Linked DNA regions of Homo sapiens: region 2 is linked to region 1. A link is a loop called in an ENCODE intact Hi-C map of the cell type or tissue named here. Cell type or tissue: endothelial cell of umbilical vein. All regions are shown on one strand. Each heading gives the region's core, and the rest is flanking DNA. Links, peaks and the distances in the headings are about the cores only. Region 1 holds the start of LOC105377270 (a long non-coding RNA gene). Region 2 has its middle 40 kb from the start of UGT2B28.

Evidence for each region. Hi-C counts contacts between places; a loop is a spot of excess contacts. Peaks named below come from ENCODE experiments on the same cell type or tissue, not always from the same donor. Only the 100,000 strongest peaks of a DNase experiment are listed, where the experiment ranks them.
Region 2: it touches region 1 in a loop (11-fold over the local background); 3 of 110 quality-filtered maps call a loop at or near these places.

The regions. Positions count from the first base shown.
Region 1 is chr4:70,177,554-70,193,054 of GRCh38, reverse strand. LOC105377270 (a long non-coding RNA gene) reads left to right here and starts at 7,601. Exons shown (of 3, transcript XR_938859.2): 1 at 7,601-7,670. In endothelial cell of umbilical vein, for the core only: a CTCF peak has its summit at 9,186 (motif pointing right); a DNase peak (open chromatin) is centred at 9,224.
Region 2 is chr4:69,312,459-69,327,959 of GRCh38, reverse strand. No RefSeq gene overlaps it. Among named protein-coding and RNA genes, the nearest start is that of UGT2B28, 40 kb to the right of the region's middle. In endothelial cell of umbilical vein, for the core only: a CTCF peak has its summit at 9,887 (motif pointing left); no DNase peak of the experiment used is centred there.

The sequences.
Region 1 (15,501 bases), core at 4,801-12,800:
CTGCTCTCTTTTCCTTCAACTATCCTGAAAAATCAATCAAGGCTTAACAGAGTGCCATTGTAAAGCAGAGCAATGTTCTGTGGATCATGACAACTGAATTTAAATTTTATCGCTTCTTAAAATAATTTTCTTCCACCTGAGCTGTAATTTCCCAGGGACTTCTAATGATATATCAAGGTAGGCAAGATATGTATATATCACCCTCATGCTTCAACGAGAAAACTGAAGTACAGAAGGTTCAGTGACTTCATTCATTAATGAATTAGTTTATTTATACAAGAAATAGTTGTTGCACAACTTCTATAGTCCATATCCTTGCTAGGCATTCAGAACTTAGTGCTAATGTTAATACAAATAGTTTTTACCTTCATGGACATTACAGTTTTTTTCACACTTTCAGAAGGTACCAGACTTGTGGCTAGAATTCAGGTCTTTTGATTCTCAATTATGTAGTTCTATCTCAAAGCACCCAGATGCCTAACTAGAGAGGAGAAAGACATAGTACCATAATAAAGACAATTAACAAAAAAATTATAACTCGAGCAGTAAATACAGAGAATCAGCAAGCTGTCAACTAAATCTCTTCTATTACATTGGGTGTTTTCTGTTAACTACCATGAGACTTTACTAAAGTAATCCCTTCTATTTGATATTGTACATTATTGGATACTAATCATCCCATGTCCACTATGACAGTATGTCCTAGCTTAGTAACTCTAGCTTGATGAGGTGAGTCTATTTTATTATATTTAAGATTTGTAGGTATGTGTATGTGAATTATGGCTATAATTTCCAGGAGTGTTGGCTTAGATATAAAGGTGTTAAGAAAAATAAAAGAATATACCTCTTCCTTTCATAAGAAGGAATTCATAAGTTTCAGAGTAGTTGAGAGAGGCCAGCACACAGCTAAGTTTGGGCTAGAAATGGTCAACTTTCAGCGATTCCCTGAAGTGTGGCAAGTCAAGTATGCAATGGGAGACATGTCTCTCAAATACAGCTTGTTCTAGCCTGGGTGTAAATCAACATCCACTTTCTCTGAAAGTAATTTCTTTTGTCCCTTGACCTGAAAGAGTTTCTTTCTGTACTAAACCTCTATAGTATTTATTTTGCCTTTTGCTTTGTGAATTCCATCCTTACCATTTTAATGACTCCTGCATCTGTTTCTTTGTTTGGGGCCTGCAATCAGTTTGGCCTTAACCCAGTTTTTGTACTACAACTTTTTGGAGAAACAAAACACGTCATTAAACAACTCAATTTTAAACAAAATTTTATGGTTCTGGTAACTTGCCTATGATTGATGTCATGAGGGAGGAAGTCCACAATGTTTGGCCAATATCAGGCTTTCTCCTCCTTCCCAAACATTTAGCAAAGCCTGTGGTGTGGTGAGGGGACTCTCTTATGAATGTCCTAGTCAAGGGGAGTAATACATTGCCCAGTCTGCCTTAGTTCTCCCTCAGACTTCTGGTGATAATCTTTTTCCATTTTGTTGCATTAAAAGTTTATCTCCTTGATAAGATGTTATGCTTTCTGATAGCAATGTATTTTATTCTACTCTTCAAAAAATTTGCTATAAAAAAACCAAAAACAAACAAACAAAAAACAAAAAAATTGCTATCTTGTCTGGTGAAACCCCTTCTCTACTAAAAATACAAACAAAAAACAAACAAACAAAAAACAAAAAAATTGCTATCTTGTCTTTCTTTCTTATTCTCCACTCCTTTCTCCTTCCCTTTTTCCATTTGCTTCTCTTCCTTTTTCTCCTCCTTCTCCCCTTATCTCCTATTTCAATTATTTTCCTCTTACCCTAGAAGAAAACCTAGGCATTACCATTCAGGACATAGGCATGGGGAAGGACTTCATGTCTAAAACACCAAAAGCAATGGCAACAAAAGACAAAATTGACAAATGGGATCTAATTAAACTAAAGAGCTTCTGCACAGCAAAAGAAACTACCATCAGAGTGAACAGGCAACCTACAAAATGGGAGAAAATTTTCGCAACCTACTCATCTGACAAAGGGCTAATATCCAGAATCTACAATGAACTCAAACAAATTTACAAGAAAAAAACAAACAACCCCATCAAAAAGTGGGTGAAGGACATGAACAGACACTTTTTTTTTTTTTAAACCTGGTTTACAAAGTCCTCAGTGATCTGGCCTTTGCTTTATTCTTCCACTTCATGACTTCTCATTCTTCTCCTTATTCACTAAGCTGCAACCTCACTAGCTTTCATTCTGAGTTTTGAATATGTTAAATGCATTGCTCTTTAAGGCCTTTTCACCTGCTGTTCCCTATGCCTGGAATGCGCTGCCTCCAATTAGTGAGGGGCTGGTGGATTCTTATAATTTATATCTCATTTTAGGTATCACTCCACAGAAGAATGTTCCCAGATTACTCAATCTAGGGCAGCTGCTTCTATCATACTACCCTGTTTAAGTTCTCTGCAAAGCATGTGTCACCATTTCATACTGATATATTCGTTTTCTTTTTGAAATTTTAATTATAAAATATTCTTGAAAAAATCTAAACTATTAACTTCAAAATGTTGTTCAGGAGAATCCCCTTGCTTTCACCAATGCCTCTATTCTCAAATTCTATCCTTTAGGCAGTGGAGTGTGATAAAACAGATCTCTGCCGAAAAAGGGGGCCTCGATTTATACCATCTCCCAGTTTTTATAGCGTGAATACTCCCACCAGGGCCACATGATCTTTCTTATGTAATGTAATGGTACTAAAACCGTAATTTATCTGGTGGGGTGGGGGGTGTAAATATTTAGAGATATGTGAATCTAGCACATGTTTAGTGCCATACATCAGATTCTTGGCTATCTTTTCTATATACATTTTCTGAATTGATCCTAAGCATATGCAAAATATCATTGTCAGCATACATTGAGGAAACTGAGACTCAGAGAGGTTATTTTCCTGAGGTAGCACAGTTCTCTAGTAATAGAACTCAGATTTGAACACAGGTCTGTTTCCAAAGAAAATATCTGTTTCAACACCATACTCTGTAGGTTTTCACATAACCAAGACATTGGATAATTTTTTTCCATGCACTTTTAGGATATATTAAATAAACTTTATGACTCTCTTGATTAAACATTCTTTCTCATCATTTGTTGAAGATTCCCCAGGTTTCTTGAATATTACTTTCAATTGCAATAACTGCAATTACTTTTGTACCAACCTACTATAATCCCTGACATACATTCTGTAATAATCAGGACCTCCCAATTTCTGGATTTTCTGAGGTTTGTCTTGGATTGTTAGGACTTTTTAAAGACAGAAGTACTGAGCTACACTATTTCTGTTCCTCCAAAAGCCTTAAGAAACTCATTCTGATATGAGGAAATATATCCAGTATTGTTCCAATCTGCAGGTTAAGTGCTCTAAGCTGAGATTATCAACCATGAAGTTCACCTAAGAATAGTGCTTATTGTTCAGGTCACATTTCAATGAAAGAAGTTTTGTTTTCTCTATTCCTTTTCCGAGAAACTTTTCTACTTACAAAAACAATCATTTTAAACTACAAAAGCCAAGAACTTACAAACCAACGCCACAGACAACTTTCCTCATCATGACTGCTTTCAGAAATGTAGGAAAACTGTGAAAATACCATATTGTATTTTAATCAAGTATCTGTTTCATTGGATATTTTAGAATAAGTAATTAGAATTCATTTTAAAATTACCAGTCAATTTATGTTTTTATCAAGTTAGAATTTTCTGTGATTTCTGATAAATGGTAATATTACTTGGAAAGGATTCTACTTTTTTTGAAATTAAGTTCATGAGTACATTGGAGGCCTCATCAAATTTTTAAATGTAGGTACTATTGCAGAGCATATTCTTGCTCTCACATTCTCTCATTTTCCATGTATAGATATATATAAAGAAACATATTCAGCACCTTTTTCTGAATGAGGATGTTAATTAGAATAGAAATAACGTATTGTTTATCTAACATGTAGATTGTATCAGGTATTCTTCTAAGTGCTTTATTTACATAAATCAACTCAACTGTATTAATCCTCACCACAGTCTTGAGGTTTAGATATGATACTGATATTTTCATTTTACAGGTGAGGAACATATGGCTCATTAAGATCAGAAACTCTCCCCAAAGTTACGTGGTTAATGAGTTCCAGGATCAAGATCGGAACTGAGATGTGTTTAACTCTGAAATCTTCTACTTGACAATCATATTATGCTGAAACACATAATTTTAAAAGACCTACTTCATAACCTTCATGTTTACATTGAAAAAAAGTGTCACTTTAAAAAAAATTTACTTGGTCAAATGGTGCTCTAGCATGGTGGATGTGGACCTACGTTTGTATAAAAGTATTTTTCTTCTCTTGTATCCTATGTATGTATAAGACTTGAATTAATTTAATCTTTATTAATAATTTATTATTAAAATATCTCTGTCATGCCTACTTTTCAATATCCTGGAAAATATTTTCTTATGTCTTTATTCATCAGGCAAAGATGAAAAAAATGGTGTCTTGGAGACAAATCAATTAAAAGTGCTACAAAATAGTAACTCAGAAAGTATGAATGGATGTAAAAAATTACCAAGAAAGATTGGTAACTAATATCTGTAATGCAGACTAAAATAGTCCATGAATTTCTTTTATTTTATTTTTGTTGTTGTTTTGTTCTGTTTTTTTTGAGACACAGTTTCATTCTGTTGCCCAGTTTCATTCTGTGCAATGGCACAATCTCAGCTCACTGCAGCCTCCACCTCCTGGGTTCAAGTGATTCTCCTGCCTCAGCCTCCCTAGTAGCTGAGTTTACTGGCCTGCATCACCATGCCCGGCTAATTTTTTTATTTTCAGTAGAGATGGTGTTTTGCCATGTTGGCCAGGCTGGTCTCTAACTCTTGATCTCAAGTGATCTGCCCGCCTCAGCCTTCCAAAGTGCTGAGATTAGAGGTGTGAGCCACCACACCCGGCCTCAAATCATCCATGAATAAACATTATGTAATGATTTTCAAGATGTCTAAGAATGGATTATCTGTCTAAGCTCAGACTTTGAATACGTGTTAGGTTGAAATAATTCTCTTAAAACCCAAGGTGAATGAGACATTTTGTGGGAAACGATTTTGAGACAGCATGGTCTGTTGGATTGCAAGGACAGCAGAAACAGCTTAACTACTTGGGCACTCTTTCTTCAGTAATTACTCATCTGATTCCTCTGGAACACACAATTTAATGGGTAGTCATGTTAATTATTTGTTCTGGTGAAGCATGCTCATTGGGTTTTCTTATTGTTGAAATAAGCAATTTACATTTGCTTGGGTCCTTCACACACATTCTAAGCCCAGGATATGACAAATTTGGAATAAACAAGTAAACTCTCTAAGTAGAATTTTTAAAGACAGTTTTATTACTTTTGTATAAAATATGTCCATAAAGGAGTTTAAAATCACTTTACCTTGCATTATAAGAATAAAGTTCCTAGTTGTATATTTCATAAGTACTTCAGAGAACTGACTTTTAGATTCAAAGATTAGATGAGCTTTAAGATAGAAATGCTTTTGGCATAGTGAGATACAGATTGAGTCCACAAAGGAATGATTGTGAAGATCTGCCCTGGGGCTTATTGTGAGAATTTAGGAGAATGTGTTTTAGAAACCTCTGGCAGTTCCATGGTGATATTAGGAAATACTTGGTGGAAGTTCCTAGAAAACAAATGCATTGCTCTTTTCCTTCAAATGTCAAAAACATCAAAGAATTCAAGGACACATTCTACCCAATGATGCATGTGGGTTTGGGTAGGTACGTAAGTCATGAGGTTTCTGGGTGAATAACCACCACACAGCACCAGGCCCAGCATAAACCCGAGACTGGCAAAAATAGCAGCTGCTCATGAAATATGATTTCAGTAAAATTTGTGAGTTACTCTATTGCCTACATAACTGATAAAGCCTGAAGTTTGTAACTTATCAATGCTCTTTCGATAAAAGTATTGTCAGGCGAGGAGCCCTGATGAAACAGAGGGCAGAGTGATTCATCAGAACAACAACTCCCATTAATGTGTGAATATAATAAATTTTCACCTAAACAGTTTTCTGCAACTACCTGCATTTATTGTGTAGATGGCATGTTGATAGCATGGCTTCACCATCAAAAAGTCTTAGATTTGAAATCTCACTTCAGGTTCTTATTAGCCATGTAACTTTGGGCAAGTTTATTATTTTCTCTGAACCTGTTCCCTTCCTTGTAAAATGATGCAAACGTGTACTTATCTTCAGGGTATCCACAGAATACCTGTGGCTCATTTTATGTGCCATTAAATGAGAAAATGTATTTGCTCAGCGTGGTAATATTTCTGAATAAAACATTCTAGGGGAAATTTGACACATCTTGATCCTTTAGGGAGAAGTCTCTAAGAGATAGAAGAAGTCTGAAAAAGCCTCCAAAGCAGATTCACATATATGTGACTTTCCATTTTAAATAAAAATCACCAGCTTACATTACAAAAAGTTAACTTTATCAGTAAAGGGTAATGCACAATCCCAAGGTACCTATGTGCCTATCCATCTGTTGTCTCACTTTTTTATTCAAAACTCCCTTGGTTTACTGTAGATATTAATTTTGCTAAACCTTGTTATCTCCTATTAGAATGCTGATGACTTCATTTCTTCAACCAGACATTATTTATTGAGCACTAGCAATAACCCAGAGATATTGCATTCAGGGCACGTACAGTATAATAAATGAGAATTACATATGAACAAATGAGTGTGGCACTCTTTGATGAAGATAAAAAATAGGTAAGGGCATGTTGTGTTTGGATTGGGGATGGAGTGATCTGATAAAAGTACAGAGCAGAAAATCCCCGAGTTGAGCCCTGAAGGAAAACTAGGATTTCACCAGGAAGACATGGAGGCAAATGCATGAGGCATGACATAGTTTGATATTTTGTGGGAAAATAACAAATTCAAGATAATTGGTACATAGGATACCTGTGGGAAATGAGGTATGGCCTGCAGTTAGAGGTCACATCACAGTGAGTTTTCTAAGACAAATAAATGTGTCTGGATTTTATCCTGTCAGCAGCTGACATCAATTAAGCAAGGGAATCTTTGCTGTTACTCATTAGTAATGCCTAACAAATATTTCCATTCCTCCTTCTGGGGACATGTAATGTACCAGTTTCCAGCCCTTGAATTTAGTAACTTACTTTGACAAATTAAGTATGAACAAGAAATAGCACATGTCACTTCTGGCTGGAAATTTTAAGATTATTCAGCACTGTCTCTGTTTGCTGTGGCCACTAGCTGTGGCCACTAGCAATGTTCCAGGTGGTAGCTTTTCCATCAACTTGAGTTTCTACAATTGGGATCCCTGAGAAGGAACAGTGTAAAGCAGAACTTTGAACTGAGCCAGGGAAAATATAGTGCAAGGGAGAAATAAATCTCATAGTTTCAAGCCACTGATATTTTGGGGTTGTTTGTCACTGAAGCATGGTTTAGCTTGTCTTTATTATTACACTGTCAGAATGGTATTTTTGCAAAATCACTCTGGCAGCAGTGCCATGGACAGACTTAAGGCAAATGTGAAGGCAGGGTACCAATGCAATGGGCCACTGAGTTGGTGCTGTGGCAGGAGCACAGGGCCCAACCATGTTCCCATCCTGACTTTGCCATTTACTAACGGTAAGATCTAGAAGTCAATTGACATCTTTGAGGAAATTATTGATTTCATAGAAGAGGGATTTATTGATTGGCTTTTCCAATTCTGACATTCAATTATACAGATTAGAAACTAGAATTTATGGACAACTAGAATAAATATATTCTGACTATATAGAATTTAAAAAAATGGAATCAGAGATCTCAGTAAGTTTACTGATTTTTACTTTCACCTTTTCCGTTGCCACAACCCTTCCTTCTACTCCACCCAAATTATTTTTCTCCCTTAATCCTACTAAAGCTTTTTCCTAGGATTTTTCATTCCATCTTACTTTCCAGTGGGAAGCAGTATATTATGTTGGCATCAGATTATTCTATCTCTGTAATATATTACCTGTAGTACTTCAAGAGAGCTACCTAACCTTTCCATGTCCTAATGTTCTGATCTGTAAAATTAGACTAACATGTGCCTTGTGAGACCATTGTGAGAATTAAAACACATTATAAGAAGTACTTTGTATACTGTCTGGCATATAGTGGGTACTCATTAAATAGTAGCTATATCTATCATTATTTTTAATATTGCTAATATGCCCACTTCATTCATCTCAACCTCTCAACTCTCAGTGCTTCGTAATGCAAGGGGCTTAATTTCTGGAACTATCAATCAGCGACCAGTCCCAGTCATTCTTTGAACTTCAGGTTTTATAACTCTGATTAGGTAATAATCTCAATAACCTGAGACGTAAGGTTGTTGATATCTCAGCACTTACATGAGCCATGCTAATTTAATGGTAGTTGCAGTACTGTCAAAACTTTATGATTTTTAATTACAATTTCACTCTTGTAACAGCTACTTGAGGGTTTCTATTAATGAATATAGGCTATATATATTTTGTCACTAATTTTACTTTAGGATGAAAAATCCTCTGTTCCATGAACAACGTATAGAGCCAGTCAAGTTTACAAATTGTGTGGCTTCATTTGTATATAGGTACTTGATGGGGTGATGGTAGAATAAATATTACATGGTTTTGGTAAGAATGAACTACAGATAATAGGACAAGAAAGTCCCTAAATGAAAGGATACCCGTGTGTGTGTGTGTGTGTGTGTGCTTGTGTGTGTGCCTGTCTCTCTATGGGTGTGTGTGAATGAGAGAGAGAGAGCAAGAAAGGGGTTATATATGGTTGGTGATGTGCTACTGTTGCAGAATTAAGTTTTTCATTTTACCTGCCTGTTTTTGGACAATGAAGTCTTTCACATAGAAACATTAACATTTAAAGAAAAAACAATGAAATATGAAATCAGAAACTTGAAAAAATCTTACAAGTTACAGTTGAATCTGATTACTTCTGAATATTTTCCCTAAATGTTTGCGGCTAATTAAAGGAACTAAAGTTTTATCTTAAGTGCCTGTCATAACTGATGGTATGTAGCTACTTAGAATGTTGTGGTGTGTTGGATTTTCAAGGCTAAACCATGTTAATGGCTGAAATGGGCACAAGGGGGGCCCCATGACTTGGTAAAACTTTCAACAACTTCAATGCAATCCAGCTCTGCTTGTGCATTACCACATGAGGGCGCTCTTTCCATCAGCTATACATATATTCAGTGTTTTTTTCCCCTTCAGTGTTATTCTTTTTTTCTAATTAAAAAAAAAACAAAACCGCGTATTTATCATGCAGCATCCTAAATTTTACAGAAGTCCTAGATTCATACCATAGAAAATACATCTCCAAATACTGTAGATAACACAAACTTAATCTTAGCTAATTGGATTTGGTGAAAAAATCTGAAAGGCTTCAGATCCTATTGCTAAGGGAGAAATTATGCTGGGTAGATTTGTACTTATGGTGTCTATTGGGATTCACAAATGTGTATGTATCTCAAATAGTTTCTCTGTAAGTAAAGTTTGGAAGTGTAAAAATGAGAGAATATTCAAACTACTTCTTCCGGAAGAGCTCTGTTATCTGTTGAAATTCAATTATTAAATCTAATATGTGATGGATGGGTGCTATTTGTCTGACTGTTACTGTTTATTAAGTAATGCCTATACATTATGAAATATAAGTGGAATCCATAGTGGGAATCAATTAAAATCTAGGCATTTTTTTAATGTACAGGTTTTTTAATGTTAAATACCAATAGAAATTTAGTGCCAACTCAGAAACTTACAAAATGATTCCCCAAACCCTCATGACAACATTAGGAGGTGTATCCAGCTTCCGTGCGAATTCCACTAAGAAGGGCATAGACTAACAGGTCATTTATGACCACAAAGGACAAGTTCACTCAAGGTATGTACCAGGGATTAATGTTTAGTACAAGGAAAATAAGTATGATGACAGAAATCAATACAGACATTCACAAACAAGAACAGAGACACTTTGTTTGCCAACCAGAGAAAAGTCACAGGAAACAAAGACAGGAGGAAAAGTCAGAATTAAATTCATCTCAAGGTACCTCAGGGACAATGCTATTATTGGTGCACTAGGGCTTAAAAGGACAGACCAGAGGCCAGCCAAATGTGTACATCCCCAAAGGCATGATTGAACTGTATTTTTGCCAATTGTTTACGTAGTTTGGTAATTTCAAAGGCCAAATTTTTTTTCATCCATGTGTTCTGCTTATCACTTGCTCAGTGATGCCAAGATTTTCCCCAGAAAAGAGTGATTTCATTTTCATGAGAGCTTTTGATCTCTGTTCAAACACAGTCGTTTTATGTTAGGGCTTTGAGCTCTGATAATGTGCTGCCTTTTCTTGAAAAGAAATGCTTAAACATTTACTTAAATGAATAAGTGCCAAAGACTTAAAATTTCAAAAGGTTGAAGATGAAAGTGCAGGCTGCCCTAGAAAGAGTGCTTTGTAAAAGGTCATTCATATTGTTAAGGTACCTTTGAGGGACCAGGTATAGATAGGAATAGAATAGGAAGACAGTGAGAAGATTTTGTGGTAGATGGGAACAGGTTTATAAACCCGAGACCACTACAGACAGCTTTTAACCATTTTATAATTATTCCCGGAGCTGGTATCACTGAAATTTGTCTTTTGTGTATTGTCATTTTCCTGACCTGTTGAGTTGTTGGAGTTAAAGAACAACTCTCCTGAAATAAGGGAACTTTTATTCTAAGTAAATGCCAGGTATTTAGATTACTGTGTCTAGATGTGTAGTTTGAAGTGTGTGGAGGATTTATAGAAAATCTCAGGGAGATAATTAAGACAATTAAATGTCTGGGAAACAGATGCATGCATATAGGCTAAGGAACTGAGATCTTTTGGCCCATAAAATAGGACTTCCAAGTGCTACATGTATTTAAAATTTATACTGCAGAAAGTTACAGTAGCAACTTGCTCTCTTCCCCACATCACCCTCCTTCCAGTGCTGGAGGATGAAAGCTGCTGTTGAGATCTTTCTGGAGCCATCACTGGAGGGTTTGCTCTTTCTTCAGGAGGAACTGATAGAAATAGAGCTGACAAAGAGGCTGCAGGGATTGAAATTCGACAATATAATAAGTATTTTTTATAAATTTTTATATGAAAATTCCTTTGTATCCATGAATCGTTGGTGACACAATTGGAGAGAAGTGAAGGGATTTTTCAGATATCATATTTGAATGTTTTTCTTAATGTGAATTATTCTGCTTTTCCATTCCATTGTTGAAGTGGATCAGCCTCTCCTTTCCATAATTACTTGATGATTTTAATCACAATTGAGACCTGTTAATCAGTCTCTCTTTTGTGCTTTGCATCCAGGTACCACTAATTTCTTTGCAGAAACACTGAGTTCGATAATTGTATTGCAATTTAAAAATTTATTATGATCAATTTTTTACAGGAAACTACTGTCTTTCACAATAATTTTAGACATTAATTCTTTTCATATTGGCAAAATTATTTCCATTCTCTGATTCTCCGTTGGAGGAAGTTGTATAATCGACAACTACAATAGTTCAAAGAAGAGAGATACTGGTTGAAGTAAATGTAGAGGTGTGTGTGTGTGTGTGTGTGTGTGCGTGTGTGTTTGTGTTTGTGTCGGGGGAAGCGAGAGAGAAAGACTAAAAACAAGGGTGATAGCAAAATCAAATACAAATAGGCCTTGTCCAAACATCATTCTGTAAGCAATTCTGCCTTACCTGGATCCAGGGATGAGGACAGTGATGCTACTTAAATTGTGTGTATTCTGTTTAAGTAATTAATGGATTATGTTAACTAGAAACAATATAACAAGGAGGTTAGTTTTTCTTCCTTCTTTCCTAAGGATTTTAGCCAATTTCAGATAGAAAAACATTTTTTAGCATAAGTATGTCCCAAATATTGCATAGGATATACTTATCCTAAAAAGATTCATTGTTTATTCAAAATTAAAATTTAACTTGGTATCTTACCCTTTATTCATGCTAATTCTGGAAACCTTACATATGACCAAACACCCAGAGGAGGTGAGGATGCAAATCACGTAGAAAATGAGCATTCTCGGCAAAGGAAACAGCAGATGCGAAGGCCTTGAGTTAGGAATATATCCAGTGTTTTCAAAGGTTGGCCAGGAGGCCAGTATTATAGTAGGAGTGTTATAGTAGAAGGAAGAACATTAGGAGGCATAGTCAAAGAGATGAGAGCCAACATTTAAAGGTATTCTTACTTTTATTATGACATAGGAATCTCACGGAAGGCTTTGAGCAGAAGAGTGAAAAAACATGGCTGATATTCTGAAATGATCGCTCTTGTAATGATGTTGATTTTGAGAATAGACTCAAAATGAGAAGAATGGAAGCAAGATGCCCAGTTTGGAGGCTACTATGCTACTCACATGAGAAATGATAGTGGTTGTGAATAAGGTACTTGTAGTCCAGATGATGACAAGTTGCTAGATTCTGGATATTTTTAAAGATAGTGTTATTATGACTGATTAATGATTTCCTATGTGGCATATGACAAAGGAACAAAGGATAACATCAGTGTTTTTGTTCTGAACAACTAGAATAATTTTGTCTTATTTAGTTATATATAGAAGAGAGTGTATAGAGAGGCTTTGTGTGTCTATTAGACCAGAGGAGAACAGTTCAGATTTTATTTCAAGAATAATATAATTTCTTTGTAATAATTCATTGAGCTGCAAAATTATAAGTTATATACTTTTGATATGCATGTGACAACTTCATAAAATATTTAAAAATAAATAAACAAAATAAAAATAAGTCAACAGAAACAAAATAGCATGAAAGAAAACCCAAGAATGAACATGTTAAAATGTATAAGGCCTACAAATAAGATCTGAGATCTTATTAAATATCTAACAATTAAATATGAGTGCTTGTAAATTTGCCAACGAAACTGAATGCAATTCCCACTGAGTTTATGTTAATCTCAAGACTAGATTAAGAACAGCTGGGATGTGGGGAGAAATGGGAAGCATGCCACCTAATTGAGAGGGACAGAGGCATCATGAATAGGATGAAGTGGTAGAAATGCACAGGAAAGTTGGAACCAGAGAAATAGACAAGACTTGGTCCCTACTGCGATAAAGGAGGAAGGAAAAGTGATGTCCCCCTATCTTGCACTGGGACACCTCCAAGACAGTCCTGTCCTTCCCTGAGATGGGAAATGCAGATTGGGCATAGTGGAGAGTTGCGAGAGGTCAACGGTGATCAATAGCTTCTTCCCTTCCTGCTACTTCCTGCAGTCTCTCAGGAAGAAGGTTTAGGAAATAAAAAAACAAAATTAAATAAATAAAAACAATTTAAATAGTCTGTTTATGAAGTACATACATTGTCAAGAATGTTTATTGCCATTGCATATTTTAAATTCTAACAATAATCTTTTACAGCTATAGAACACATTTTTTTCTTAAAAGAGAATGAAAGACAATCCACATAATCATTACTTCTGTAATTAAGCTGACTAAAGAACACGATGCAAAACAAAAATATATTTTAATGCATAATCAGAAGTAAAATTTTAAAGAGGGGAAAGGCATTTAATATAGATTTCACTGATTTCTTCATCTGTAAAAAGAACAATAATATTAAAATAACAGTAATATTAAGTTGGTATTTATAAAATGTATAAAGGCTCATAAAAGCAAAATTGAAGTTTCTCTGGCTTTGTAATTTCAACATTTTCTTTTTGCTGCAACTTAGTATTTCTTAAAATAAGTCTTTGGCAGTCAATAACCTTTTTTAAATAACAGATTTATAATAGGCGTAGGCATTGGAAATAATTCAGGGTCTTTCTTTTGTACTTTATCATTTATATATGTGTATGCCATCTGTGGGGATTCTGATTGTCTGATCAATATTATCTACTGGCACTGTCACTGAAAATTTTTACTTGGTGGTCTTCCTCTGCTTTATGTTGAAAGATCTTTCTTGAGAGGCTTTTTGGAAAATTTGGAGTAAACAAATAGCTAATAATTACATTCATAAACTAAATATGAATTCTGTCTTAAAATGTTTAATAATACATTTTTGGATAGTGAGGACAATAAAAAATAAGACAGCAGATATCATGACTTAATGAACATCAGGCTTTTAAATTATTGGAGCCAGGTATGTACTTAGAGGAATTGTTATCACTGCTTTAATTGTGAGTTTAAATTATGCACAGTTACTGATTCCTACTCAGTAGACATATAGATTTGCCAAAAAAGTAAAACAAGCTTTGCTATTTTCTTGCAATGCATAGTATATAATTAAAATTTAGACTGATTTTGGAAGGAAAAAAAATAAGAACATCGAATTATGGTGTTGATTTCTTGTATCCCTGGATTGCCTTGTTGCACAACTGTGGCTTCTAGCCCAGCAGCATCGGCATCACCTGGAATCTGTTGGAAATGCAGAATTTCAGTCTCCACTGCGGACCCGCTGAATTGAATCTGCAGGCCAGAAAAATCCTTGGGTGATTTTCCTGCCAATCAGAGCACTGGAGAGAAAGGGGAGGGGAGGAGAGAGAAAAATGAGAGAGGTGGGGAAGGAGGAAGAGGGAAGGAGAGAGACAGAAAGGGAGGAGAGGAGAATGGAGGGGAGGGAAGGGGAGGAGAGGAGAGGAGGGGAGGGGAGGGGAGGAGAGGAGAGGAGATAGGGATGAGTAGAGGAACGGAGGGGGAAAGAGTGGAGGAATGAGATAGGGTAAGGAATTGCAGAGGGATGTGGAGTGAGGAGAAGGGAAGAAGGAGGGCTTGTGGATGTTTTAAGATTATGTTATTTTAACATATATTCTAAAATTGTGGTTCGAAGACAGGGGCAAGTATGAGGGTTGGGTTTTTACAAATGATATGTCTGTACCAACCATCCTAACTCCAATATGGTTATTCTTCTCTCAACTTTAGTAGTAATATTGTAAAATATTATATTGATCATTTTGGGGTCAATTTAATTAACTTTAATTTTCTAAAAGTGGGCTGGTTCTTTCCAGTAGTATTAAATTCACATTTTCTGGAGTATTCATGAAGAAACCAGATAATCACTTGTTTTCTACAACTTACTTCCTCCACATCCTGTTTGCCTCCTTTATTTTAGTAAAATGTACTCAAGACTTTACTCCTATGAAAAGGTGGAAAGCTAATTGGATTTAGACTATTTCTGGAAATGTTCACTTTTATATTTTAGATAAGTCAGGAGGCTAGGTGAGAAATGATTGTACTTGCCAGTACTTGACTGATTTTATTTGCACAGAAAGGAATTTTTTTCTGAAGGAAAAATCCCATTGATATGTAAAAGGATACGGCAATAACAGAATTTAGTGAGTGCTTACTATATTATAGACATATTACATAATCTCATATGCTACTAAAAATTATTAGTTCAGTATGCTAAGCCCTCATTTAACATTGTTGATAGGTTCTTGGAAACTGTGACT
Region 2 (15,501 bases), core at 5,045-13,044, 870 kb after region 1:
TAGGGTTTTTTACTAGCCGGGTACTGGGGATTGTTGTTACTTCTCACATTCTTTGGTTCAAAAAAAATAAACTGGGTTACATGATTAGAGTTCCGTCATTTTTCTTAAATGTTTCTTTGCCATATTCTGAACTTTCAATTGAGAAGAGGCCATGCATTTATCAGTATAGCTAATTTCACATGGGTATTGATATAAATTATTAATTGAGTTTAAGGCCAAAAAATTTTGGGCCTAAAAATTCTCCTACACAAGGCCATCATAGTAAATAGTCAAAAACAGGATGAATCATCTTTTGTAATATTTTGAAAACACATACTACAGCATGCCCATCACTTAAAGCAATTAACTTTATATTGGTAGATAGATTAACTAAAAGCTAAAATATGACATCTTCTGTCATTAAAAATGTCCTTCTGGTCCAAAAGAGGGAGGTCAGTGTAGGGTGTTATCACCTCCACAAGTAGAATGCATAAGTCTGGAACTAAGAAGTGGAAGTAGCCCCTTATGATATTACCAGCAATAGATGTTGTAGTAATTTTTTTTCCAGTCTCCAAGACCTTAGGGTTTAGTAGGTTCCAAGGGCCTGTTGTCTGAAGAAGAAATGCGTTGTTCAGGAAGTAAATGCACTATTCTGTTAAACTGGAAGCTGAACCTGTCCTTTCTTCTCTTCCTGAACTGATAGGCCAAAAAAGAAATTAACAAGAATGTCAGGATGTTGGGGCACAATGAACACAGAACACTATTTTCAATCCAGAAGACTCACTGAATGCTTCTTAATACTATAGTGTTCAATATTAGTTAATAGAAAGCTGTGGCAACCCATTGTGGACATTACCACTAAGAACTTGAATTAGATATCTACTCCCTTTTCTTGCCCTTTAGACTTAGGGCTGTTAACAGCTCCCAAAGTTGCTAGTTCCAAAATTCTACATTATCCTTTGATGGTTTCCTGCACAGATATTTAAAATATTCAGCAACAGTTAATTATTTAACTTTTTTTATTAAAACATTTGCAAAGTACTAAAAAGAAGAAAATGCTGTAAAAGGCATTAAAATACTATGTGGGCTTCTGTCCTTTACACAAAATGTATGACTATAGTTAGACTCTGCTGTAGATAATCATGTGTCTGGTGCTCTGTTTAATGACACTATGGTCCAATGATGGCTAGTGAATGCACAAAGCCCTAAATCCTTCCCCAAATCACAAATGTTTCACTGTAAGTATATGAAATGTTAAAGATATACACACAAAAAAATAATAAAATAAAAAAAGTATTATTTTATCATTAACTGTGTTTGTTCTCATAAGGTCAAGTGCACATTTCTCTGGGAAAATGATGAATATTTTTCATCTGTATGTAACTGCTACTTACATCACCTAACACAAATCCAAGTTTGACTACCAGAGACCAAACCATTAAAGTAATTAACCTAAGTTCTAAACAAAGCTGTGGTGACAAATTACATCACTATATGTCTTTGTAATTAGTTGTTAAACTGTACACACAAAATGAGTATTTTTTGTAAATTTTACTTCAATAAAGATGACATAAAAATAAAAAGTGCATTTATTTAAAAATTCTATCTATACCATTATAAAGCCCACCATTTTTTTTCTAATTTGTAAATGGAAAGATCTCACAAGCTAAACTTGGAAACATGCTCATAATCTTTGTGAAGGAAATGTCTTCTTACATATCAAATCATTTATAAAGGCAGATCCTAAGTGGATCCTAAGTGAAAACTAAGAGTGCAGGTTTTCCATAGCTTTTTTCTCATAAACTCATGTTAGTTCAGAGATAATGGTTAGATGTTTTACCCAGCAATTAACACTAAAGAAATACCATCCAGTGTCTTAGTCCATTTGTGCTGCTATAACAAACTAGAACACATTGGGTAATATAAAAAAAAAATAGAAATGTATTTTTCACAATTCTGGAGGCTGAGTAGTGCACGATCAAACCTGCAGCAGGTTTATCATGTAGTGATAGCTGTTTTCTGCTTCCAAAAACCGTGCCTTATTTTGACATCCTCTGAAAAGAAGGAATACTGTGTTCTTACATGGTGTAAGTTAGAAGGGTAAAAAGGCTAAACGCTGCATCAAGCTTCTTTTATATCGGCCTTAGTTACATTCACTTGCAAGAAACCCTCTTGTCCTAATTACCTCTTTGAGGCCCCACTTCATCACACCATCACATTGGCCATTGTTTCAATATGAAGAGTAGTGTGCACTAAGTTCTTATTTATGTAGATTGGAGTTACTTAACAAAGGCACTTATTTTCTTACAAAACAGCAAAGAGGTGTAAACTCTCTCTGACCCTCATTGTTTTGAGAGATGTGAAAGAAATATTTACTGAAACGGAATCTGAAAAGTCTACATAGAAGGAAAGTAAATCAATATAATAATAATTATACCAGACACAGAAGGGGTTTACAAGTGATCCTGGAAGTTATGGATTATCTCTTCTTCATGCTTTCCAGGAAAAAAAGCTTATCTTTATCATCAGTTTCTAATGACTATAATCCATTTCCTTGAATTGTTTACTTGCCTACTGATACAATTTGGATATTTATCCTCACCTAAATATTATGTTGAATAGTAATTGCCAATGTTAGAGGTGGGGCCTGGTTGCAGGTGTCTGGATCATGGGGGCGGATGCCTCATAGCTTGGTGCTGTCCTCACAAGAGTGAGTTTTCATGTAAGATCTGGTTGTTTAAAAGTATTCAAGATGGATTAAAGACTTAAATGTTAGACCTAAAACCATAAAAAACCTAGAAGAAAACCTAGGCGGTACCATTCAGGACATAGGCAAAGGCAAGGACTTCATGTCTAAAACACCAAAAGCAATGGCAACAAAAGCCAAAATTGACAAATGGGATCTAATTATACTAAAGAGCTTCTGAACAGCAAAAGAAACTACCATCAGAGTGAACAGGCAACCTACAGAATGGGAGACCATTTTTGCAGTCTACTCATCTGACAAAGGCCTTTTTTTTTTTTTTCCAAATAAAAAACCCAGTTCTGGGAGATTCTGTATGTTCTATGACAAATTATAATCTTGGCCATAACTTACAGATAAATTCTGAAGTAAAATTTAAAATAAATCTCAGAAGTTACTTCATAAAAAGCAATAATACAAAATAAGGCACATATAATATTTTAAATTATTCTCAAGAGTAAGAGTTCCCATTGGCTATATTGTTTTTAAATCAAGAAATGGAACTGAGGAGATTTTTGACCAATAAATCTTCTTAGGTAAAAAACTGAAATAAAATGCCTGGGGTGAAGCCAACTTGATTATGGTGGGTAAACTTTCAGATTTGCTGCTGGATTCGGTTGGCTACTATTTTAATGAGGATTTTTGTGTCAATGTTCATCATGGATATTGGCCTGAGGTTTTATTTTTTTGTTTGTATCTCTGCCAGGTTTTGGTATGAGGATGATGCTGGCCTCAAAGAATGAGATAAAGAGAAGTTTCTCTTTTTCAAATTTTTGGGAATAGTTTCAGTAGAAGTGGTAGTTAGACTTTCTTGTTGAATTGAATTCTTTACCATTATGTATTGTCCTTCTGTTTTTATTTAAATTTATTTTTCATTTCAATAGGTTTTTAGGGAACAGGAAGTGTTTAGTTAAATAGATTAATTCTTTAGTGGTGACTTCTGAGACTTTGGTGCACCCATCAGCAGAGCAGTATACACTGTACCCAATGCATAGTCTTTTCTGCCTTACCCCCTCCCATCCTTTCCCCCAAGTCTCCAAATCCAATGTACCATTCTTATATATTTGCAACCTCATAGCTTAGCTCCCCTTGTGAGTGAGAGCATATGACATTTGGTGTTCCATTCCTGAGTTACTTCACTTAGAATAATAGTCTCTAATTCTATCCAGGTTGCTGCTGTCAATGCCATTATTTCATTCGTTTTTATGGCTGAATAGTATTCATATCTATATGTATGAATATATACATATTTATATATATATTTATGTATATAAAAATATAAAGCTTATCCCCTAAATTTTCTGCCACTTGCAAGGCAACCAGCAGCAGTCAGCAGTCAGCAGTTGGTTGCCAGTCTTCCACAGCAGTCAAGGTTGGATTCAAAAGTAACATAATGTCCTTTCAGGAGAGTTTAAATACTTGGGTTAAATTCTGCAAAGCCTCTATATGCCTGTCAGTGTCATCTGAAAACCTGCCAAGATCCCCTCTTAATTTGTGTTAAGTCCTGTAAAGAAAAGGGACCTGGAACTTAATGGAGCCACATTGACCAGGCGCCTATTGTAGTGGCAGAAGCAAGACTTGGACCTGCCTAAAATAAGTATTTCAACGGTGCCACAAGTTTGGCAGAGAACCTGGGTAGGGTGGAATGGAGGGAGTTACCTCCCTTACTAGAGGTACCTCTAGTGTTTGCTTCCCTAGTTCCTTGAAATTGCCCTTTGCAGCCTTTCCTGAGATGGCCACTAGGAAGGCTGAATCCATCCTACAACATTGGTAAAGGTCCAGATTACCCTGTAAGGCAAAGAATGCCTGCATGTATGAGGCCTTGGACCATTTGCCCTTATGTTTACAGAAAAGGTCCAGCTGCAGGATGCTACTGAAATTAATCTTTCCTGAGGCTGTATTCTCTTTTCTGCAGAAGATAATCGGGCCACACCTTTGTACAAAGGAATATGACGTGCTTTTCTCCAGAATCTGAGGGTCAAAAAGTCCCAGTGACTCAGGATACATTACAGAGGAGTGTAGCATAAAGATGATTGGTTATCCATCTAAAAGAGACGGGAAAAAGTGTCCCTTAGTCCCTCTCTGTCTTCCAGGGAAAACCCAGTGTGTGTGATGGAGAGAAGAAAAGTGTCCTCTTTTTCCTTCCATTCTTATATCGCTGAGTCTGGCGACTCTGTGTACCACCCATGAATGAGAATGCAACCTCCACCCATGTAGCAGGCAGGCCTGGTGTGTAGGAATATTTTCACTTACTTATGTGCTACCCTCCCACTGTTAGTAACTTGAGGGTTCCCTAGACCTCATCTATACCATAGATGCAAGCATAACCTACATCGAAGAAGTGGAAAGGCCTAGCAGGCATAGATAGTTCTAGCCTTCCACTGTAACTGCCTCCAGGTCCCTTGATCTAGTTTTTCTTATTATAACTTCAAACCTAAGCTTGAAATACAATTTGTTAAGAAAAAACAATAGGGCCTCAAGAAGATGTATGAACCCATTAAATTAAGTCCCAGGGGGCCCTCGCCAAATTGCAGCCAGCACCCTGCCGAGCAGCTCTTCCACTGCTTCCCTGTCATAAGCAGAATTCTAAGGTGAAGCTGTGGAACTAGGTCCTCCTCACCAAAGACCTGGGAACTGGGGAGTTGGCCTAACACGATAGCTCCCAAGAGGAAAAAAATCAATCTCTCACATAGAAAAGCTGCCTCTATTTGCAGGACTTAGTTAACTCCTGATAGGGTGGAAGAAATAGAAAAAAAAAAAAAGCTGAAGTGCAGGGGAGGAGAAGGTGCCTTGGGGTAAAAGCCTCCTGCCCTATGCAAATGGGTTCTTTCAACAGGGACAAAAAAAAATAAAACAACAACAACAACAACAAAAAAACCTCTTAATTGTTACATACGCCTTGTTTCTAAGAATAGACAGATAGCACATTATTCTGTTTTGCTCTCCTGATGACTAAGCCAAATGCTTATCCTACCCAGTAATATTATCTCTGTGGTTTGCAACAACACCCTTTACTTAGTATGTAAAGAAGAGAATATCAGCCACAGCAGTCTTTGAAACAAAACAAAACAAAACAAAAAAGAAAATGCAATAGGAAAGGCTGGGGATAGTAATGCCTACACCCTAACAGGCAGGCAAGGACTGGAGTTATTCCCAAGGCCTTTGGATGACACCGATGTGTATAGCCTCAGCCAGGTACCCTCAGTTGCCATAGGACCTTCTTCTACTCAGACATGATGGCTAGACCTCCATGAAGGGAAACTGGTTTGGAACAGAATCAACATTTCCAGCACCCAAGGGAGACAGGGGATTGACAGTGTTCTCCCCAGCAAGCCTGTCCACTGTGTCTTAAGTCTGACAGCCATGCTCGTCACTTTTAACTGGCAGACAGAGGCCCAGTGTTTTTCTTTCATTTTGGCTATTGTGGAGTTTAGGGACTCTGAAAAAAAAGAAGTCTGCTTTTATTCACTTTATTTTGCATCCATCCTACAGCATTGGCAAATGTCCAGGTTACCCTATAAGGCAAAGATAGCCTGCATATATGAGGCCATGGACCATTTGCCCTCACAGATTCTGGAGGAGCTCCCCAGAAATGTCTCAGGATCCTCTGGGTGTCACCCCAGCAGCTAGAAACCACTGTGGCCGGCAGTGCCTCTGCTTGAGTTTGCTTGCACCTGCTGGGCTCTTTCCACAAACTTGTCTTGGCAGGCTACACTCAGCTCTTACTGCTGGCCCAGATCCCACACCTGCCAAGGGCAAGCCAGGTGTAGAACAGTGACTGGTGTGTAAACAAGGGAGCACAGGGTCGCTAGGCATGCTGACTGCTGTGGTGGGGTGGGTAGCTCAAGGCACCAGCACAGGATCTGGCTTCATGTGATGCTGTGGCTGGACTAGACTTACTGTAAGCAACAGAGAGAGGGAGGGCTACAGTTTTACATCCCCTTTAGCTGCTGCCCACAGGTGATGAGATGGCCAGGAAAGGGTTACAGCTCCTTTCACTCCCACCATTAAGCAGGTCACAAGTTCTTGTCTTGTGACCAGGAAGAATGAGGTTACACAGACAACAGGATGGTGAGCAAGGCTTTACTGAGTGACAGAACAACTCACAGCAGAGAGGAGACCTGAAGTGGGTAGCTCCTATCTTATAGGGAGTTCATCCCAATGAGCGTCTGAGTCTGGCTGTGTCTGGAGTTTTTATGGGTTCAGAAGTGATGAAGTTCATGCTGATTGGTCAATAGACAGCCATGGGTGGGCCTGGAAAATCCACCATCCAGTTGGTAAAGACATTGAGGGAGTTCTCACTCATGATGGTGGGCTTCACCCTGAACTGTCAGTCCAGCCCTAAGGCTTCAAGCTGTCCCTGGCTTAAAGGTGGAGTTTCACAAGGGACCCACCCATTTCCACCTAGGAACCTATCTGCCTCCCACCAGTAACAAAGGTATTCATAATAGCCTTGAGAATCCTCTGTCTTTCTATGGCATCAGTTATAATATCTCTCATCTTTTCCTAATTGAGCTTATTTGGATCTTCTCTCTTCTTTTCTTTGTTAATCTCACTAATGGTCTATCAATTTTATTTATTTTTTCAAAGAACAGGATTTTGTTTCATTTATCTTAGGTATTGTTTTACTTACTTCAATTTTGCTTAGTTCTGCTCTGATATTTGCTATTTCTTTTCTTCTGCTGGGTTTGGGTTTAAATTATTCTTTGTTTCTCCAGTTCTGCAAGGTGTGACCTTAAATTGTCTATTTGTTCTCTTTCAAATTTTTGATGTAGGCATTTAATGATGTTAAATTTCCTCTTAGCACCACTTTTCCTGTATTCCAGAGGTTTTGATAGGTTGTGTCACTATTACCATTCAGTGCAAAGAATTTTTAATTTTTTTTTGTTGGTTTTTGTTTTTCGTTATTTGTTTTCTCTTTTTTGAGACAAAGTCTCGCTGTGACACCCAGGCAGGAGTGCAGTGGTGCGATCTCAGCTCACTGTAAGCTCTGCCTTCCGGGTTCATGCCATTCGCCTGCCTCAATCTCCTGAGTAGCTGGGATTACAGGCGCCTGCCACCATGCCGGGCTAAATTTTTCTATTTTTAGTAGAGACAGGGTTTCACCGTGTTAGCCAGGATGGTTTCGATCTGCTTTCCTTTTGATGGTTTTAGTTCTAACATTTAAGTCTTTAATCCATCTTGAATTAATTTTTGTATAAGGTGTAAGGAAGGGATCCAGTTTCAGCTTTCTACATATGGCTAGCCAGTTTTCCCAGCACCATTTATTAAATAGGGAATCCTTTCCCCATTGCTTGTTTTTGTCAGGTTTGTCAAAGATCAGATGGTTGTAGATATGCGGCATTATTTCTGAGGGCTCTGTTCTGTTCCATGGGTCTATATCTCTGTTTTGGTACCAGTACCATGCTATTTTGGTTACTGTAGCCTTGTAGTATAGTTTGAAGTCAGGTAGCATGATGCCTCCAGCTTTGTTCTTTCGGCTTAGGATTGACTTGGCAATGTGGGCTCTTTTTTGATTCCATATGAACTTTAAAGTAGTTTTTTCCAATTCTGTGAAGAAAGTCATTGGTAGCTTGATGGGGATGGCATTGAATCTATAAATTACCTTGGGCAGTATGACCATTTTCACCATGTTGATTCTTCCTATCCATGAGCACAGACTGTTCTTCCATTTGTGTCCTCTTTTATTTCATTGAGCAGTGGTTTGTAGTTCTCCTTGAAGAGGTCCTTCACTTCCCTTGTAAGTTGGATTCCTAGGTATTTTATTCTCCTTGAAGCAACTGTGAATGGCAGTTCATTCATGATTTGGCTCTATGTTTGTCTGTTCTTTGTGTATATGAATGCTTGTGATTTTTGCACATTGATTGTGTATCCTGAGACTTTGCTGAAGTTGCTTATCAGATTAAGGAGATTTTGGGCTGAGACAATGGGGTTTTCTAGATATACAATCATGTCATCTGCAAACAGGGACAATTTGACTTCCTCTTTTCCTAATTGAATACCCTTTATTTCCTTCTCCTGCTTGATGGCCCTGGCCAGAACTTCTAACACTATGTTGAACAGGAGTAGTGAGAGAGGGCATCCTTGTCTTGTGCCAGTTTTCAAAGGGAATGCTTCCAGTTTTTGGACATTCAGTATGATATTGGCTGTGGGTTTGTCATAAATAGCTCTTATTATTTTGAGTTACATCTCATCAATACCTAATTTATTGAGAGTTTTTAGCATAAAGGGTTGTTGAATTTTGTCAAAGGCCTTTTCTGCATCTATTGAGATAATCATGTGGTTTTTGTCATTGGTTCTTTTTATTTGCTGGATTACATTTATTGATTTGTGTATGTTGAACCAGACTTGCATCCCAGGGATGAAGCCCACTTAATCATAGTGGATAAGCTTTTTGATGCTTTATTGGTTAGCTTGATGGTGTCTTATAAGTTGCTTAGGCTGACTTCACTTTTTTATTGTGAATTTTTTCTTTAAATTTTCGCTCCCCTTCCTGAATAATTTCAGATAACCTATGTTCTTAAGTGTGTATATTTTTTATCTGTTTGATAAAGTCTTCTTGTGTGCTCCTCTAGTGAATGCTAAAAATTCAGTGATTGTATTCTTCAGCTCCAGAATTTTTGTTTGGTTCTTTCTTTATAGAGTTTTATCTTTTTGTTAATATTTTCATTTTTATATGCACTATTTTTATTATTTTATATAGTTGTGTTCTCTCTTTGCTAATTATTTTAAAATGATAATTATGAATAATTTGACGAATAATTCATAGAACTTCATTTCCTTGAGGTTATTTTCTAGAAGTTTATTTTGGTCCCTTCATTGGGCCATGGTTTAGTGCTCTGTGTGTGTGTGTGTGTGTGTGTGTGTGTGTGTGTGTGTATGTATGCATTGTTGCCTTGTGCTCGTTGGCTGCAATTTGGATATTTGAAAAAATAGCTGCATCTCCCATTATTTACTACCTAGCTTGGTACAAAAGACTGTCTTCACCAGTCAGCCCAGCTAGAGATTCTGCAGGTCTCTCAAACCTTTTCTGGGAATGTGTCTTCTCTCAGCTTCTGTGTGTAATTACCCAGTTAAACTTTTTTTTTTTTTTTAATTTCATCTTTAGGAGTTTGCAGTCTATTGCTCCCTCTGCTGTCATTCTGTGGTAGGGCAGCCTTTTTAACACTGCCACTCGTGGTTTTGTTCTCAGTAGATCACAGGCATCGGAATTCTAGTTCCTGTGATTTGAGTTAGGTGATAGAAACTAGCCCCTTGTGCAGCCCCTCCAAAAGCTAGAATATTAAAACATGCTTTAATCTTCTCTTTCTTTCCTGTGGGAGAAGGTATGGCTAGGGAATTTTCTCCTACCTGTGCCATGCTGTACTGGCTGTACTCTATAGTGAGCCAATTCTGTGAAATTTCTTAGCAATTTCAATGACGCTCTTCTTGGCTTTGCTCTTGCCTAGGGTGCTGAAATCTTTGAACTTGTTTTGGAGTATTTTCATAAGGGCAATTTGGTCTATATATGTATATATTTCTTAAGTCCATTTCCCTGTGAGGAGAAAAGGAACATGGCTTTCCTATTCTGCCAACATCAGTCTCCCTCCACCTATACACCACATATCACTTTCAAAGGATATGTACTGACAACAAGGCAATACACTCTTATGTTCTATATTAGGTAATGAGACTATAGGCACTTATTTAAGTACTTTATACTATTTTGTCAGTTTGTAATATTTCATGTAATTTAAAAAGACTAGAAGATATCCCAAGAAATTCTTGCAATTAGAAAAAATAAAAATGGCATAGTTTTGGTGATGATATAATAATCCATTTGGCCATTATTTGATTTTAATTATAATAATTTATATAGAAATTTATATTTGTATTAATAACAACAGGGTTATAATTTGATTTAAGTGTCTTCAGACCATGCTCAACCTAATGTGAACATGCTCCAAAGGTTTAGTTATAGCTGAGTAGTCTGGAATTTAAAATTTCTCTTTTTTTATAGAAACATCTTATATAAATGTTTGGCTAACTGGTAAGATTCCAAAATACTAATATGTAAGTATTAAATAACTATAAAAACAGCACAGCTGAAATATTAGTAGATAAAATGTATACATAAAATCATTAAATACAGAGTATTCTTTAAAATCATTTAGAGGAAATCAGATGAGAAATTGATGAAGAAGTAGCAATAAGTAATATGGAAAATCTGCTTGTGGTATTCAGGTCTATGATCGCAACCATTCTTGTGTAATTTATTTTGTTTCTTACATTGAGAAGTTGACTAAAGGCCCATAATGGCATGTGACAAAGAGAGGTGAGCCTATTAATATACAGTTCAATAATAATACTTGTCCCATGAATATATTAAGAATTTAAATTAATGTATGAAAGTCATGTAACACGATTTCTGGTAAACTCACTGTAAGAAATCATGCATAATAGTATACTAAGGTAGCCTTATTAGAACATTTGTACATAAAAAACAAATAATAACGATAATTTAAAACTTATTTCCCTTTGAGGAAAGCAAAACTTGAGGATAAAGCAAAATAGATTTTAAAGAGATAATTGCTGCTTATAAATAGGATGCATAAAACACACAGAATAAAATATGAAGTGGAAGAAAAGAGCAAGACACTCATAATGCAGAAATACTTCCCTACACAAGTTGTTTATGAAAAGAGATAGCACATAGAGTCATTTGCAGACTGGTGAATAGGTGACACTGTTGAGATAGTTTAAAATAATATAAAAAGAGATTGTGACTAAATTCATGTACACCTGTCATTGGAAACAAGAAGTTCCAAAAGTTTGTGAAGTATTAATACACTGGAATTACTCTTTTTTTTTTTTTTAGTTTTCGCCTACATTGATGGAAACTGTATGTAGATTTGATATACACAGACAGCTTGTATTTAATTTAGATAATAACTAATAGAATGACTGATAATTAAATATCAATGAAAATAATAACTATGTTCACTGTTTATCTAGACCTTAACCTAGTGTTTCCAATGTACTGCACATTGGAATCTGCTGGAAATATTTATAAAACACAAAATCTGGCTCTTAATTCCAAAATCTGTTTTCATTGGTATGCAAAACGGGCATCATTCTTGTCAAAAGCTCCCAAGACTGTTTCAATACACAGCAAAATTTGGAACACCTGCCTTTATTTGATATGCAAAAAACACATATTGTCTATATACATAGGAGAAATGTAAATTTGTCTGCCTTCCTTTCTGATAACATATGAAAACATGACGCTTTCATTAAAAATAGTCTTTCTCTCTCTTCCTTTCAATGATTCCCATGGGTTTTAGAAATCTATCCTTTGAGTTCCCTAGGAAGAGAACAGAGTAACCTGGGAGAGTGTTGTAGGGGCAGCATAGGTGGTCAGGAGAAATCCTACCAAAGGCCAATGAGATTCTGATTCCAGTTATCTCAAAAGACAATGCCAAATTGAAGGCCAAGGAAAGTCTTATGAGAAACCATTACTGAGAAGCAGCAAGTCTTCTATGCTACAGGTGGTCAGCTTCAGAGACCAAAGGGAGCCTCCCAGTGTATGCAGGCTCAGCTCTCTGGATGGCCTCCCACCTTCACAGCATCTTAGCCAATCACTGCATTTATTTAAAGAGAATAGACAGCCTTAGAACAAATACAAACAGTTCTCTCTAGATTACAATAAAATGACTAACATCAAAGTACAAATCAGTATTATTTAAAAATTTTTAAAGACATACTAAATAAATTATTTTGCATTCTTAATAATATACACATAATGGGGCCAGGTTTGGTGGCTCACGCCTGTAATCCCAGCACTTTGGGAGGCCAAAGCAGGCGAATCACGAGGTCAGGAGTTCGAGACCTGCCTGACCAATAGGGTGAAACCCGGTCTCTACTGAAAAAATTAGCCGGGCATGGTGGCACGCACCTGTAATCTCAGCTACTCAGGAGGCTGAGGCGGGAGAATCGCCTGAACCTGGAAGGCGGAGGTTGCCATGATCTGAGATCTGGCCATTGCACTCCAGCCTGGATGACAGAGTGGGACTCTGTCTCAGGAAAAAAAAAAAAAAAAGGAAAAGAAAAAAAATTATATACACATAATGGCAATAATAATTTTTCCTTTATATAGTCGTTTTAAAATTGCAATTAATTTGTAAGTATGCCCTTTTAAAATTTGTAAGGATTTCAAAAATTTTAGTCAGGCAATGGAGATCATTTATATCTTTAACAAATCAAGCACAAAAATTAAAACTTCAACTAGATATGCCACTAAGAATATAAGAGATTAAACAGAATTAAAAGCGTAATAGACAGGCATACCTCATTTTCTGTTCTTTGCTTTTATTGAGCTTTGCAGTTATTGTTTTTTAAAAAAATTTGAAGGTTTCTGGAAACCCTGCATCCAGCAAGATTATTAGTGTTATTTTTTTCAGTATGTGCTTTCTTTGTGTTTTTGTGTCATATTTGGGTAATTTTCACAACATTTTAACTTTATTATTATTATATCTGTGATGACAATCTGCAGTCAATGATTTCTGATGTTACTATTATAATTTGGCAGAGGGCTGGGGGGTACCACAATCCACGCCCATATAAGACTGCAAACGTAGCTGATAAGTGTGTATATTCTGACTGTTCCACCAAATGGCCATTCTCATCTTTTTTCCCTCTCCTTGGGCCTACCTATTTTTTGAGACATAACAATACGATATTAGACCAATTAATAACTCTGCAATGGCCTTTACTTGTTCAAGTGAAAGGAAGAGTTGAACATCACTCATGTAAAATCAAACGCTAGAAATGAAGCTTAGTAAGGAGGGCAGGTCAAAACCTGGATAGGCAGAAAGCTAGACTGCTTGCCAGTTAGCCAAGTTACAAATGCAAAAGAAAAAAAATTTAAAGCAATTAACAGTACCATTCCAGTGAACACATAAAAGATAAGAAAGGGAAATAGGCGTATTGCTGATACGGAGAAAATCTTAGTGGTCTGGATAGAAGATCAAATTATTCTCAACATTCCCTGAAACCAAAGCCTAATCCAAAGCAGAGCCCTAACTCTCTTTAGTTCTGTGAAGGCTGAGAGATGAGGATTCTGCAGATCAAAAGTTTGACACTAGTAGAGGTTGATTCATGAGTTTAAGAAGCCATCTTCATAAAATAAGCGTGTAAGGTGAAGCAGCAAGTATTGATAAAGAAATTGCAAGTTATTAGAACAAAGGAGCTACAGGCCCCAGGCAACTCCAAAACCCAGCAGCACACTCATTAAATCTTAAAGCTTCAAAATAGTTTCCTTTGACTCCATGTCTCCCATCCAGGGCACACGGATGCAATGGGAGGGCTCTCAAGGCTTTGGGTAGGTCTGGTCCTGTGGATCTGCTTGTCTTTTTCTCATCTTCCTGTCTTTTTCTGAGCCCTCCAAACTGTTCCAACCTCTGCCCATTACCCAGCTCCAAAGTTGCTTCCACATTTTCAGGTATCTTTATAGCAATGCCCCACCTCTCTAGTTTCCTATATTAGTTTGTTGTCACATTGTTCTCACATCTTCTGTATTCCTTTGTTCTCACATTTGCTGTAAAGAACTACCTGAGACTGGGTAATTTATGAAGAAAAGAGGTTTAAATTACTCACAGTTTCCCAGGTTGTATAGGTACCATGGCTGAGGAGACCTCAGAAAACTTATAATTCTGAGAAAGTGAAGGGGAAGCCAATATATCCTACCTGACCAGAGTAGGAGGAAGGTGGAGGGGAGCTGCTACACACTTTTAAACAACCAGATCTTCTGAAAACTCCATGACAAGACAGCACTGGGGGGGTGGTCCTAAACTGTTAGATGTGGAATGCCCTCTAACTTCTCCATTTTACACAAACACTTGCAAATAGAAGACCCATGAATCCAAAAAAATTGCGCCAGAAGAATTTTTCTCCTTGTCTTTCCTCATTCTTAAATTTTTTTCCCACTTTTTGTTCTTAAAAGGAGGAACCAAGCTGTGGCCTAGGGTTTTTTGTGTGGTGCATCAATGTGTGATGATTGTAAGTGAGACCCCACATGTTTTAATGTTAAGTTGTTTCTGCCTTCTTACATGTCTTAGTGAATCTTTGAAATGCTTGTTCTTCAGTGCCATGAAGAAATAGCACTTGAAAATAAATTTAATTTCTTCAGCAAGGCCATTTTTTTTTTTTGCTTTCTTCAGAAAGAGTGAATGCACCAGCAGTTTTGCCACAAGATTACACCGAACAAAGGAGACAGGGACATTTATAACTTGACACATCCATCTTACTGCTGTGTCCAGTTTCAATTGGCAGGAATAGGACCTCACATTCTGCATTTGTCCTATTTGGCTAGCAACTTAGAACTTTATAAAAGAGCCAAAGGCAGAGGAGAACAAAGGAAGGAGGATGTAACTTGTGGAATGCTGAGAAAGGTTAAAAATACCTTCAAATAACTCTCAATAAACTAGGTATTGATGGGATGTATCTCAAAATAATAAGAGCTTTTTATGACAAACCCACAGCCAATATCATACTGAATGGGAAAAAACTGGAAGCATTCCCTTTGAAAACTGGCACAAGACAGGGATGCCCTCTCTCACCACTCCTATTCAACATTGTGTTGGAAGTTCTGGCCAGGGCAATCAGGCAGGAGAAAGAAATAAAGGGTATTTAATTAGGAAAAGAGGAAGTCAAATTGTCCCTGTTTGCAGATGACATGATTGCAAAGTTAGAAAACCCCATCATTTCAGCCCGAAATCTCCTTAAGCTGATAAGCAACTTCA